2 separate regions of the Homo sapiens genome follow, and region 2 is linked to region 1. Evidence: chromatin loops called from intact Hi-C (ENCODE). Cell type or tissue: MCF 10A. All regions are shown on one strand. Links, peaks and the distances in the headings refer to the core of each region. The heading gives the core; the rest is flanking DNA.

The links. A loop is a pair of places that touch in the nucleus more often than their neighbours do. Peaks named below come from ENCODE experiments on the same cell type or tissue, not always from the same donor. Only the 100,000 strongest peaks of a DNase experiment are listed, where the experiment ranks them.
Region 2: a loop joins it to region 1, with 3 times the contacts of the local background. A loop is called at or near these places in 3 of 110 quality-filtered maps.

What each region holds. Positions count from the first base shown.
Region 1 is chr12:78,190,190-78,196,981 of GRCh38, forward strand. It overlaps NAV3 (neuron navigator 3), which reads left to right. Exons shown (of 40, transcript NM_001024383.2): 34 at 1-30. Among named protein-coding and RNA genes, the nearest start is that of LINC02424, 170 kb to the right of the region's middle. In MCF 10A, for the core only: no CTCF peak of the experiment used is centred there; a DNase peak (open chromatin) is centred at 4,452.
Region 2 is chr12:78,287,103-78,294,818 of GRCh38, forward strand. No RefSeq gene overlaps it. Among named protein-coding and RNA genes, the nearest start is that of LINC02424, 69 kb to the right of the region's middle. In MCF 10A, for the core only: no CTCF peak of the experiment used is centred there; DNase peaks (open chromatin) are centred at 3,149, 3,659 and 6,139.

The DNA of each region.
Region 1 (6,792 bases), core at 1,348-6,347:
ACTTTTAATGTGGACCACAAGTCAAGTAAGGTATGTTACAGAATTCTAAGAGAACAGCTACAATTTATCCATAAGTGTTTTAAGCAATCAAATTATAAGATTTTGTGAGACTTCCATGTTGTACATGGAAAAGAATATCCATCTTTTTTTTACTAGAATTGTAACCTGGTGAGTGATCAAACTCTGTTTCATGAATTTGAACAAGACTACTATTTTCAGTAACATTCAGTTATCAGGTACTCCCTAAGATATTGGGAATATACAGAATAATATGACAGGTCTCCTATGGCATGGTTTCTCTTAGACATCCACCTAGAAACTGTTACAGTAGAAAGAGGTCCGTGCACAAGCAACAAGGAAGAATAACTTTTCTTGGAGGCATCAGAGCTTTATAAAGGGGTAATAGTTTGTTGGATCTTAATAGATAAGTAGGAAATAACATGGGTTTTGCAGGAATGGAGATTTGGCAATAATTAGAATATTCCAAGCAGATATTCTGGGAGCAGCAATTTGCTTATGTCACATCTCCCTAAAATTTTTGTTTAGGAACCTTAGGAAAGTTAACAACATTCAATTTCACCACCATCTACGGTCTAATGTGCCATAGTAATCAGCCTGAACACTCAGATATTAAAAAGGCATGAGGGCCTATACGGCGTAGCCTGTACTTTCTTATTTTCTGAGTAAAACAAAAAATCCTAAAAAGGAAATAGTTGATGGCTAACATATTTTTAACACTAACCTAGTTTTACCTGTAATTATTTATTAAAGTCTGAATCAATGAAACCTAAAAGTTTCTGTCGGGAAAATGCAACTATTATAAGCAATACCTTGAGGGAATCCCAATTATACTGGGTCATATTACTCTTTCAAGGATAACCTGGTTCAATGATCTAAACTGTCCCAGTTTCTCAGAAACCTGAAATCTGCAAATTTTCAGAAATAAATGTGACTCCCAAGAGCAGCCCAAACCCATTAGATTCTTGAAATAAGCCAGGCATATAGCTTAATGAACAAAAAGTATTAATTTTCTCACCTGTAAAATGAGGGAAATAGTAGGGCTATTCTAAAGACTAAATAAATGAGTGTGTATATGCATGTGTGTGTCTGTGTGTGTGTGAGAGAGACAGAGAGAACAGCGCAAGTAGCAAGCACGATATAAGAGTTGCTTGCAATTTTTAATTATAGCCCTTGGCTCCCAGTGAAGATTTCTCTCACAAGCATACACACACATATGCACAGTGCACGCGCACATACACATACAACCACACACACACACATCTTTGTTCAAAACCGTTTTATATGTGTCCTTCAAAAACAACGATGTACATAAAGCACAATGGGATCTCTTAAAGTTAAATAAATGCAATACATAAATTCTGAATATTTCCTTGGAACTCAGACCTATTCAAATGTGGTTGAACCACCATCTAAAGAAAGACATAGAACCTGAGGTAGAGTATTTGGCTCTTCTCTGAGCAAAAGTAGGAAGAGCACAATTGTCTGTTTGCTTCAGCTGACATGTTTAATGCTTCCTGTGAATTCTGTCTCCTCATATCTTTATATAAAAGCCTTTTAGCACAGTTTTAAATATTTTCAGCCAAAAAATATGAAAGGTTTGAAAGGCCTCTTAGTCATCCTCAATGTTTGTTTTTTCCTCAATGTTGGTATGACAAAACTCTTTACAAGGTACTTTTTTTATGGAATAAAAAAGTGTTTAGAAAATAAGAGCAAAATAGATTTATTGGAGGAGACCATGACATTTTGATAAAGTTGAGGATCACTTAAAATCGTTTTGAATTAAATAGATGAAGTTTCATTAGAATGTAGTTAACATGCTAAAACAAAATAGGTAATTCCCATTAATTTTAAAACATAGCTTTCCCTAAAAAATATCTATCTGTCTATCTATCCATCTATCTATATATGTATGTATATATTTCAGCTTAGGAAAAAAAGTTTATTGCTTAGAGATGTTCTGTTAAGAACATGTTAGTGTCCTATTAACTTTTTTATGAAATATTTCCGACACTCTTATTTTTTGCTTTTTCAGAGTACAGGCTATTTGTGCCATTATTAGGCCAGTTCAGTACTTCATTGCAAAATAATGGGCAGGGGAAAAGCATTGCCAAGCATTGGCAGAGCTAATGATGCTAGGAAACAGTCATAGGAAGAAACTGTTTTTATTTTTTTATTTTTTATTATTTTATTTTATTTTTATTTATTTTTTTTTTGAGACAGAGTCTTGCTCTGTTGCCCAAGCTGGAGTACAGTGGCACGATCTCGGCTCACTGCAACCTCTGCCTCCTGGGTTCAAGCGATTCTTCTGCCTCAGCCTCCTGAGTAGCTGAGACTACAGGTGCCCACCACCACACCCAGCTAATTTTTTTAATTTTTATTTTTAGTAGAGACGGGGTTTCACTGTGTTAGCAGGATGGTCTCAATCCCCTGACCTCGTGATCCACCTGCCTCGGCCTCCCAAAATGCTGGGATTACAGGCATGAGCCACTGTGCCCAGCCCAGAAAGAAACTCTTGAACAAATCACAATAGCATTCATTCCCAAGAAAACACAAATTATAACTAAAAAATATTTATTTTTTATGTTATTCCTTATGGTTTGAAGATATGAACAAGCTATCAGTAATGCTGAATACAAACTCGTTGCCAGAAAATTTGGACAATTTTTGCCAAATTGACAGAGAATACCCACTATTTTCCTGGGAGTTGGGGGTGAGGGTAAGTGAGGATAAATATAAAAAAAGAGGGGATGACAAGTTGAGATTGTGTTAGGGATACCAACAGTGTAGATTTACTGAAGTAACATGATAATGAGGCATGAAATAATAAATCCTGTTCCTGAAAACCTGGAGCTGTGTAAATGCTGACGCATTTTATGCTGTGCCATAGATAGCACTGAAGAGACAAATCCAAAAAGCACTTACTGATTCAGAAAAAAAGAAGAAACTCAAACCACAAATCATCAAATGAAAAACATCTTTTCATGTTTTCAGTACCTCTGCACTTTACATTCTGTTCCTCTTCCCACACTTCAAGCCCTCCCTCAAGCTGCCAGCTGGAATATTTTGATTGAGAGCAGTACACATAAACAATTACACTTTGTGACATTCGATATAGTAGGCCCAGAGGGCTAGAGGTGGATTTAGTAGAGAATACATGGTCAGCTGAAGCCATTTGGAATGTTAGGCTGGAAAAGATCAGAAAACTGTACCTGATAGATTCCTTTTTAGTGTGTCTGGAGTCAGCATCTGAGAAAGCAGTGATCTACCATTTTTATGTAACTGTGGTGTTCCACCTGTAGTTTCAGAGTATGGGATTCATCTCATTGCCAACTCCCATCTGGTAGATATGCCTGTTTCCTTCTACCTGACTAGATCTGGAAAAAAGACTTTTAATGCCGGTGCATCAGTGCCTCAATCTAAGATTTCATTTTCATCAAGCTAGAGTGGGTATCATGAAGTTATTTCAAGGGAATCTGTGAAAAACTCCTCTAAGTTATAGGAAAAAAGTTTATTTATGTTTGCCTGTTTCTACATCCATTGCTTTATACCTACCATCAGATTCCCAGGGGATCCACTACCCTCTCAAGATGAAAGAAAGCCACATTATAATTAGAACCTAAAGGCTCTGATTGTCCAAAAATGACCCAGTGACCTGCTAATTACAAAACTCAATTCCTTTGTGCCTCCCCACTCTCTCTCTCTCTTTCTGACATTCATGTTATCATTTTCTCCTTGTTTCCTGCTCCCTGGTAAATTGCTTTTCAGTTTTTTTCTCTCTGCTCTTCCTTCACTTCCCAGTAAATGAAACTGTTTTTCTTTATAATGAACTATTCTGTTCTCTCTCACTTTTATTCTCCTTTGGATGACTCTTGTGGCTTCAACTTGGCTTGACTTGTGTGGTTGACTTCAATTAAACACTATCAGCCATGCCCATTCTCCCAAATTTGTAAGCTTTCTATCATCCTACACATATGTTTCTATTCACCTACTAAATATACCTGTTGAGAATTGACAATTTCAGCCCCAAACACATATTATAAGTTTATCCTCTTCCATTGCTTTCCAACAAAACCACCCTCCACCCCAGATTAACATCCTCCTCTGTTGTTTCTTGGATTTCTACAATTATTTTTTAACTACTTGATACACGATTTCCTTTAAATTTCCCTTCTCTCTTTTTTTGGGATATATTCATTCACCTCATGGAACATAGAATATCTTTTCATAATTAAAATCTGATCAAATTTTTCAATGTTTTCTTATAGATTTCTGTACTACATCAAAAACATCACGTTGTTCCTTGTTCAGTCCCTTAGTATCTCTAGGCTTCAATAATTTCAACATTCTCTTGGCTGGTCTTGCTTCTTCCTTTCAATATGCTCACCACATGTTAAATCACCATTGTGACTACTTACTCAGGTCACCAGAAGAATGTTTCTTCACTGCCAAAAGGAGATGTCCAGCGATCTTACTAATCATTTAAGGTTGCAGTTTCCTTTACAATTTCATTACCACCATTTCCTTTCACAAAACACATATTCTTAGCTTTTTTCCTACATGGATATCATATTTTCGTGTTTCTGACTGGTTATTCTTCTCTATTTGGAAAGCTCTTCTGTTGTGTTTAAGCATCAAGGTATTACCCAATCTTTAAAATAAGGGAATAATAGCAAATCATACTGCCACCACAGTACATTTTCCAGACGCTACAATCAATCTTTACATACTATAAACAAAATCTTTGATCTATACTTTTTTGAAGTAGTGTATTATTTTGACTGTGAATTATTGTTATATATGTATATGCCTGACCTTCTATTCCAGGAAGGTAATAAGCTTCTTAAATGCTATTTCCTTTTCTAATTAATTCTTCTATCTTTCACATTTCTGTTTCCTTGGATAAATAAATTGCTTTCCTCTACTGAAAACAAAGAAGCAAACAAACATATCAATGTTCCACACTTCTTTATATAATAAAATGCAACTTCTTCTGCATGGATTCAAAGTCTTTTTTTCTTTTTTATTGCCACCACCAGTAGCATGTACTATATTTTTCTATAACCACAGAACACTTATTTCCCAAAACACATCATACACTTACACTTTTCAGGTTTCACTTTTTATTCTTTAGATTTCAATCCTTTTTATTATTATTATTATTATTTGCTTTTTTTTCCCTTTTAACCACTGTACTCTGTTTTTCTGTGAACCTTAAGTCTGGATTAGATGCCTCTCTTATGTCTCCCTATAATGTTTTGTGCATTTCACTTAGCACACTGTATTGTGAATCACTTGCTCACCAGCTTCTCTGCTTATCAACTCTAAGTTTCTGAAAGACAGAAATTATGTTTTATCTCTAAATCCCTGGTGCCAGCAGGATGTGCCAGTTGGAATTAATCTCTTTCCCTCCTATAGGCCACATGCCTCCTTTATCCTCTCTCATGGAATGTTTTACCTTGCATTTTGTAAATTCATCATTATTTACATGTGTGCCTACCACCCCACTCAGGCTCCAGTGTTACCTCCTCCAGAAAACCATTCTTGACACCCAGCAGCTAGGCTAAATCTCTTCCCTTGACTTCTCATATCTCATAATATATTTATGATATTATATTGATATCATTTGTAACATTTAAATTCCAGTCCCTAATGTGACAACTCTTAGAGCTTGCAGGGGAAACCAGCCTGATTACCCTTTTTAGTCCTCATGTCCGGAAAAGTACTTGATGCAGTTCATAATAAATGTTAAACCTACTTAAACTCCATTGATAGCAGGAATCAGACTTCACTATTTTTGTATACCCAGGGCTTGGTCTAAGGCTATGAACGCAGTAGATAGACAGTGCATATTTTATAAACGAATGAATGACTTAATGTAGCTAAATTAGTGACATAAATTTTATTTTTTCTTTTGAAGTAAATAGAATTCTCCAGAATATTCAACAGTTTTAAACATATTTTTTTCTGCATTCTCTGACTTAGGCAAGATTTATTTTATGTGATTAGCTCAATAGAAAACAAATAGTACTTTATTTCCTTAATACATTTTTATATTTGAACATAAATAAAAATTACTAAATGCCTCAAAATCCTGGCCCGTTGTTTTATCTCCTACTTTTATTTCCAGCAGTGGTGTTACAGACAGAGAGAGGTTGCATCTAGAGTGAGCAATTCACATATTTACCTGGCTGCCAGAAACCAAAATCATGGAATTGTTTTATAACCCTGAGCACGATTTGCAAATTGAAAATGTCATTGTAAATATGCAAATATTATGGAAATGTTCTTACTGATTAGGATAATTTTAAGAAACCTAATTATGTTCCTGGCCTACCCATCTGTGAGAGCAGTCAATCAGCAAACTGGTTATCATATTTAGATTAAAAGCTATTAGACAGGAATAATACCTGTAAAAGAACCAATAAACTCAGGAGATGCTAAATTTTGTCTTTGTTTAAAATTACAGCAATTGCATGCAGATTATAAATAAATAATAAGCATACTTTTATCAAGGTCCTATGGCTGTACTTTTAGATATACCCCATCTACCTGAATTAGAATTAACACATTAAAAATATTAGTGGAACCTGAGAAATGCCATTTTGAATTTAGTTCATACTTGAAATATTAAGGTTGCTAAAATTTACTTTTATCATTGAATACCAAAACTCAGAATAAAATCTCAATATATGTGGTTTATCATAAGAGTTCATATCCAGAACTCATTTTGGCTTTTCTTTCAGGGAGAAAACCACTTAGAAATATGCCGTC
Region 2 (7,716 bases), core at 1,656-6,655, 97 kb after region 1:
ATTTTCCCTGTACAGTAAAATGTATATGCTCAGAAATGCAGGCATTAGCAGATACAGAGCCTGCTTTCAGAAAAGCAGAGGAAGCATGCACCTTGAGACACAACTGCTTTGAAGAAATACAGAAACAGGAATTTACAATTTCAGGCCTTTCCCCTAATTAATCAATTGATGTCTCTTTTTCTTTTTGGGAAGGAGAGGCCTGCATGTTACCACATGCTTTTCTCTTCTAGAATGCCCACATTTTCTCTCCTCCATATGAAAAGAATGGGATAGAGTACTATCTCCACCTTCCTCCATCCTCACCATTTCCAGAAGTATTTGTTCTGGGTGGGCAATGTTAGATGCCATGAGATATACACAGGTAGAAGGGGAGCTGATACTCCAAGTGCTAAGTGCCAAAGAGACATAAACTATATTATTTCTTTTGGTCTAGTTCATAGGAAGAACATTAAAGTTGGGAGAATAGTTAAACTGGGCTTTGAAAGATATGTAAGATTTAGCCAGGAAGACACAAATGGAAAGGCATTAAACATAGGGAAGAACATGAGGTGATGAAAAATCGTAAAATACTACTACTTGGATTAAGAAAAAAAGATAAATGCAAGACATTTTGAAGGAAAAGTAAATAAGGCAGATTATGCAGTAGAAATGGAGAAGAGATAAAAATAAGAGTGGTATTTTAGAACCTATGTATTTATGAATTTAATATTCTTCAATTCAGCTATTTAAGAACCACTCTCAAAATTTTATGAAAAATTTTAGAATGTTAATCACGTAGGTTATTCTGAGGTTTACATGTGCTTATATATGTAAAACTACTTAAATATTGATTGTGTGGGCTGTGAGCTTGGGTTCAGAAAGGGTGCGAGTCCAGAATTCATTTCCAAAATAATGATTGATGTGAAAGTGAAGATTCTTAAAAGTCTTTATGTATCAGTTTTAAAATGTAAAAAAGTCTACTATACTTGCAGAAGAACATTACGGTCTTAGTCTCTCAAAGGCTCTAAGCATATTAAGTCTTCTGTCCTTTGCAAAGTCTTCAATTTTGGCATGAAAGAAAGAAGGAAGACAACACCTTATTAAGTTTGTTTAGTTTCTTGAATACCCCAGTTTTGTTTCCATTTTAAGCCCTTGCCTTCTTCATGGGTGCTCTCACCTGAACTTTTGCTTGTCCAGGTTCTGTCATAATTCATGTCATAATTCAAATGATGTTTTCTTAGAAAATCCTTCCTTGTATATCCTAAAGTAGTTTCTCTTCCTTAGATACTGAATTATGTCATGTTTCATTTTTATTCAGAACACTAATGGAATCTATGCATCTATGTTTGCCAAGTTATGTGTTTTCTATTTTATCCTCTAGATGGAGTTTCTTTTTATCATCTTCCTTTCGATGGAAATTTTCTGGTGTTAAGAACCATTATTATCCCTGTGTATCACTGTATTTTTGGCACATGAAGGGATGCTTAAGAATCAACATGTTATCAATATTTGTTGAATCAATGAATGAATGAACATATTAAGGGGCCATCCTGTCTATTTTGAATAACTTATAGGTATATATCCCAAACCTTGACCAATTTAGGGTAGCAATAAACCAATCTTTGATATATCCTTGTGGAAAATACAAATCTCTAGAGTATATAACTGTATGTGCTTGATTTTGTTTTCAAATAAGGATAGTGAAGTAAACCAAAAAGTAAAACTGAAAACATTTCTATTGCTGTCACTCTTTTGTGATTTTTCTGTTTTTGTCTGTCAGAGCCTTGCTTTGCTTTGGCATAGGTAGTTCCTATCATACATGTAGAATTGGTGAGTTGATGGCTATATCAGGGAGTACTTGGCTAGTAAGAGAAGAAGCCAAACAATTAGTTGCTTTCTCAACATGATGCCACACAACCAGTGAGCAGAATTTTGCGCATAGCAGCCACATTCCCTCGGTCATTAGAGTACTGCTACTACTTTGTGCTCTTGAGGGAGAACATCTTCCTCTGAAAAAACTGTAAGAAAACATGCAAAAATAAAGGAAAAACAATAGCAAACTGTGCTGAGCTTTCTAAAATTTTGTTCTTGTATTCTATCTCTTGAGATAATTATTTAAAAATCTGGTATCTTTATGAAGCTTTTAGACATGTATTATGCATTTTTGAGCATCTCTACCCTGACACTAATGCCATACCTATGTGAGGAAAACACAGATTTGAAAAAACTGAATGCCTGGCATCTTCAGCTATTTTTCTTTTACTTATTTGATTTTTATGAAAAGCGTTTGTGTAAAAAGGTCCAAACACCCACACTGACCCTAAGTGGGTCAGTTCTCAGTCACTGTCAGTCTCATGTTGTTCTTTACATTGTTTGAGAAATTGAAGATAATGATTGTGGTACTGCAGCTACCGTAAAAAGCATCTAAAGCTAAACTTTCATGGAAAAAAAGATTCCTTTTCACACTGAGTGAAAAATATAAGAATTTTCTGTTAACAAAGCGTATTTTTAGGAAACATTCATAAGTAGCAACTTTACAAAAACATTTTCTGATGCCTGCAGTTTTTAAACTTTTTTTTCTTTTTGCCACTATTTCTCAAGTCTTTTGATTGGTCATTGAATAACTAATGTTTGTGCTAAATTCTCACAAATTCTACCAAAATCCTAAACTATCCTGATGTGTCATGTGAATCCACATGTCTCAGAAAAATATTATCTCATACATATATGAGCTAGATTGATAGGAAGAATACATATTTGAAGGAATAGAAAGAAATGTTCATGTTAGAATGCTTGTAGTGATTTGAATTTGATTTTCAGATCAAAGAACACTGAAATATGTATTTTTGAAGTATAATCAACAAGAATAATGCATCTAAGTGTAGCTATTTCAAAAGCCAGAAAAGATAATACAAAAGAAAAGATGACATATGTTTTTGACCAATGCAATTTCAAAAAGCAGTAATGGAACTACAAGGGTTTATAATAATGGGATATTATGTGTAATTTCACCATTTACTAATTTTCTATAACAAGGAGAATGAGAAGGCATGGTTTCTGTTTTTTTTTTTCTTTCTTTTTTTTTTTTTTTGAGACAGAGTCTCGCTCTGTCACCCAGGCTGGAGTGCAGTGGCGCCATCTCCATCACTACAAGCTCCGCCTCCCGGGTTCATGCCATTCTCCTGCCTCAGCTTCCTGAATAGCTGGGACTACAGAGAAGGCATGGTTTCTAAAGTGAAGAGATTTATTTTATTCATAGAAGAATTTAATTGCAAAATGTTTGCTAAATTCAAATTTACTGAGAGCTAAAGTTAGCTTTTAGTTGTTCATACTCAATATCCATGATAATCTCTTAAATCAATTGGAATTGTAATTCTTAAGAAGAATTTGCTAGGAAATGCAATTTGGATGAGAAGTCTAGAAATCAATATGCTAGCATTAAACCAGGTCTCATCTCTCTTTTCTTAAATTTTTCTGTTTTATTTCCTGTTTTCCTGAACTTTTTAGTTACGGTTCTTATTTTATTTAGACTTTTTGTTTACTTATGGAAACAATATTATTAGAAGAAGCATTGCTATGTACATTACACACTCCTGATTCAGTTGCACAAGCTTTACAGTCAGCCTGTTCTCAGCTCTAAAATTACATTTGCTTCACTGAATTATTTCTCTTTCGCAAGGCCCCTGATGCCAAAGTACAGCCCTGAAATGGAAGTTTTGAAAGAGCTAATCATGAATCATAGTGGTTGGAATAACTTGGAATACATTGATGAAAAACATACAGCAGCTCTTTAGGGTTGCGATGGAAAAAAAAAAAGGTCTTTGATGAACTAGTTTGATGTGTGGTTTCAAAACTGGTTGGTAACAGAACAGTCATATAGCTAGAGAGAGAGAGAAAAAAAAAAGATGAAGTTTTTCCCAGAAAATCTTGACAACTTCAGGGAGGAAACTTTGTATTCCCTTTCAGGATTCGTGGGAAGGAATCCTGACTTGTTCAAAGACTGGTTTTTATTTTACAGTCCATTAATCATTGAGTACTAATGGGCTGTGGAGTAGGAACCCGGGGTCACCCAGCCAGAAGACTGCCCATGATTATGACAGCATGGCAGAGGTCTTCAGCTGAGGGTGGCCAACCCAGTCACAGGGAACCTTATCATTAGTCATCATAATGGGTCTAGCTTGACATACCCTGAGCTTTCAAGGGAAGCAGTGTTCAAACTTTTAAGTCGCCTGGTGTAACTATTCAATTCAAATAACATATTTTTCTAGATTTTTCAGTTACGAAAGGTGAGAAGAATACAAGATAATGAAATCAAAATGTACAATAATGTTCCCTCTTCCTAAATAATTTTCAGTTAATACTACAAAAATATTATAGATTTGACAGAAAAAATATTACTTTTTCCAGGTTAAACATACATTCACATTTAGTGTACTACAGATATTTTTCTTTTTTGGTTGCCCTCCAGTTCTTCTCTCTTTTTCTTATTCCTCCCTGAACTCAATCTGCAGACATTGTCAATAATAAATGTTATATAAACTTGGTTTTCAGAATTCTTATGGTTACAAATCCTGTCTGTAAAAACAGGACAGAAGAGTACTGTAACATGATCCATATGATAGTTGAATATTGCTTATAAAAACAACATTAAAAATCTAGTGCTTTCTTTCCTTGTAAGAAACATATCTCTTCAGATGGAAATTATTTATAAGTACCAGAAAAGTGCCCAGAATTGAATGCCTTTCAGACAATAGAAAAAATTTTCTGATATTTGACAGTTTTATTTAATGGTTTTGGTGATAGTTTCAATGTTTTAAAATTTACCACCAATTTCTATTTTTTTGTCCTTACATAAAGATGTATAGAATATATTTATAGAAAACTTGGTGTTTAAATTTTAACACATGTAAGTTGAGATTTTATTAATTTAGAATATATTGTCTTTCATATAGCACTTAACAGGAAGCTTAATTTTGCAATTTGTGATTACAAGTTTGGTACACAAAATGAATGCCACAGGGTAGATTGACAAGAAAATATTCTAAAATAATTAAAATATAAAGATGCTTTTGGAGATCCTTGTGAACTTTGTAAGCATCAAGTACTTATATATAATTTATTTCCTAATTATAAACCATTTTCCTATTCACACAAATACATCTAAAAACCTATAATAGACCGTGTTAACCTTCCTTTAAGGTATAATTTTTTGATATATGTGAAAATTCTGACATTTCTCCTATTTGGATTAATCTTCCTCACTGAGCATCCCACTGATTAGTCTATCTAGAACCAAATTTGAAACTTACTTTGATGTTTTGTGAGGACGACTTGGCCCAGATGAAAACCAAAACTAAGAAACTGTCAATTTAGGTTTGTTTTTGTTCCCCCTGAGAAAATTTCTTTGACTATGACAGTGATAGTTTATATTGTCTGGTGTGCATTTTAATTGTCCTTATGTAACACCATACAGACCCTAGAGGACTCTATTTAGGCAGTATCAAGGCTTGAATCAGATCCTCCATTTGCCAGAACTTTGATTACCCTCTAATCCACATGAAGGCAGGATCTGATAAAATGGAATCTGTGTTCTTAAAATTCAAAACTTCATTCATATAAGGAGGGCCATAAACAACCAGAAGAGATATAGATTTATGTAGGGGATGAGCATTATGTAGGCCAGGGGTCCCCAACCCCTGGGTCATGGCTTGTTAGGAATTAGGGCTGCACAGTAGGATGTGAGCTGTGCTTGAGTGAGCAAAGCTTCATCTGTATTTATAGCCATTTCCCATTACTTGCATTGCTGCCCGAGCTCTTCCTTCTGCCAGATCAGTGGTGGCATTAGATTCTCATGGGAGTGTGAACCCTATTCTGAACTGTGCATGTGAGGGGTCTAGGTTGCCTGCTTCCTATGAGAATGTAATGCCTGATAATCTGTCATTGTCTCCCATCACCCCCACTTTGGGACTGTCTAGTTGTCTAGTTGCTGGAAAACAAGCTCAGGGCTTCTACTGATTCTATGTGATGATGAGTTGCATAATTATCTTATTATATATCACAGTGTAATAATAGAAATAAAGTGCATAACAAATGTAATGTGCTTGAGTCATTCTGAAACTATCCCCTGCCACACCCATCCATGTAAACATCCTCTTCCATGAAACTGGTCCCTGGTGCCAAAAAGGATAGGGACCTCTGACCTAGATTGTAATGTGGCCTCTAGACCCTAGGCAATGCTGGTCCTTAGATCAAGTGGCTTCCAGGTAAAAACCACCTTGTACTAGAATTCTTCACTGGAAGAGTTTCAGCTTATATATTTTTTCCCCTGCAGAGTTACCTTTTGCCTCTCCCATCTCCCTGACAACTATTTCAATTGCTTTTGGACATCCTGGTTAAAGTTTATATAACTCACTAATGCGAGTGCTGGTATGTTACAAAGTCTACCTAAAACAAACAAACTCAACAGATAAATTATAGGTGAATGAAGGAATACTTGTTGTATTTGTAAAAAGGTTTCACTACAGGATTTCTCTAAATATTTCTCTAAGGCAATTGGAATAATTCAATTAACTTAAAAAGACTTTCAGAAGGATATCCATAGTTAGTTGTAGTTAATTCTTTTCATGTTGATATTAGCACAGTGGTGATATTTTGAAATACCATTAAAACTAAGTGAGAGCTTTCCAAGTCCTCTCAATGTTTATAATTTGTCAGAATTAGATATTTCATGCAATTACTCAAAATTGTTCATGAGTATCTACCAAAAAACAGTGACAGAATACAAAACAATATGCCAACATTAACTAACATTTTTGTAGTATTTTATGTATTATTTTCACATGCAATAACTTGACCTCTTAGAAATATATATTTATATATATTTATATATGTATATATATTTTTATATATAGTATAAATATATATTTATACATATTTATATACATATATAAATATATATTTATACTATATATAAATATACATATATTTTTATATATATATAAATATACATGTATACATGTATATACATGTATATTTATATATATATAAATATACATGTACATTTATATGCATATAAATATACATATACATGTATATGTATATAAATATACATATACATGTATATGTATATAAATATACATATACATGTATATGTATATAAATATACATATACATGTATATGTATATAAATATACATATACATGTATATGTATATAAATATATACATAAATATACGTATATATTTATATATATAGAGAGATATATAGAGATAGATAGATTAGAATATTTTTGGTAGAAGTGGGTTTTCGCCATGTTGGCCAGGCTGGATTTGAATTCCTGTGCTCCAGCAATTCATCCGCCTAAGCCTCCCAAAGTGCTAGGATGACAGGTGTGAACCACTGCACCCAGCTGATTTCAGGTATATTAAAAACTTGTAAGTTAATATTGACTTTTGGCAGAATTTTAGGAAAGACTGTTAAACATACTTTTCATATAAGTTAAGATGGCTATAAGTAATAGAAATATAACTATTGTTACTTAATCCAATGATAGTTTATTTTTTAATGCAAAAAAAGAACTCTGAGGTAGTCTAGATCTTCCTGCTGACTGTATGGTGCCAAAAGTGATCTGGCTCCTCATTTGTGGTTTCTTTTTTATATTTATAATATTGCTGCTCTACTTCCAGGCATCATGTCTATAAAAATTGCTTACCAATTCAGTGGGCCACTTTTTATCGGG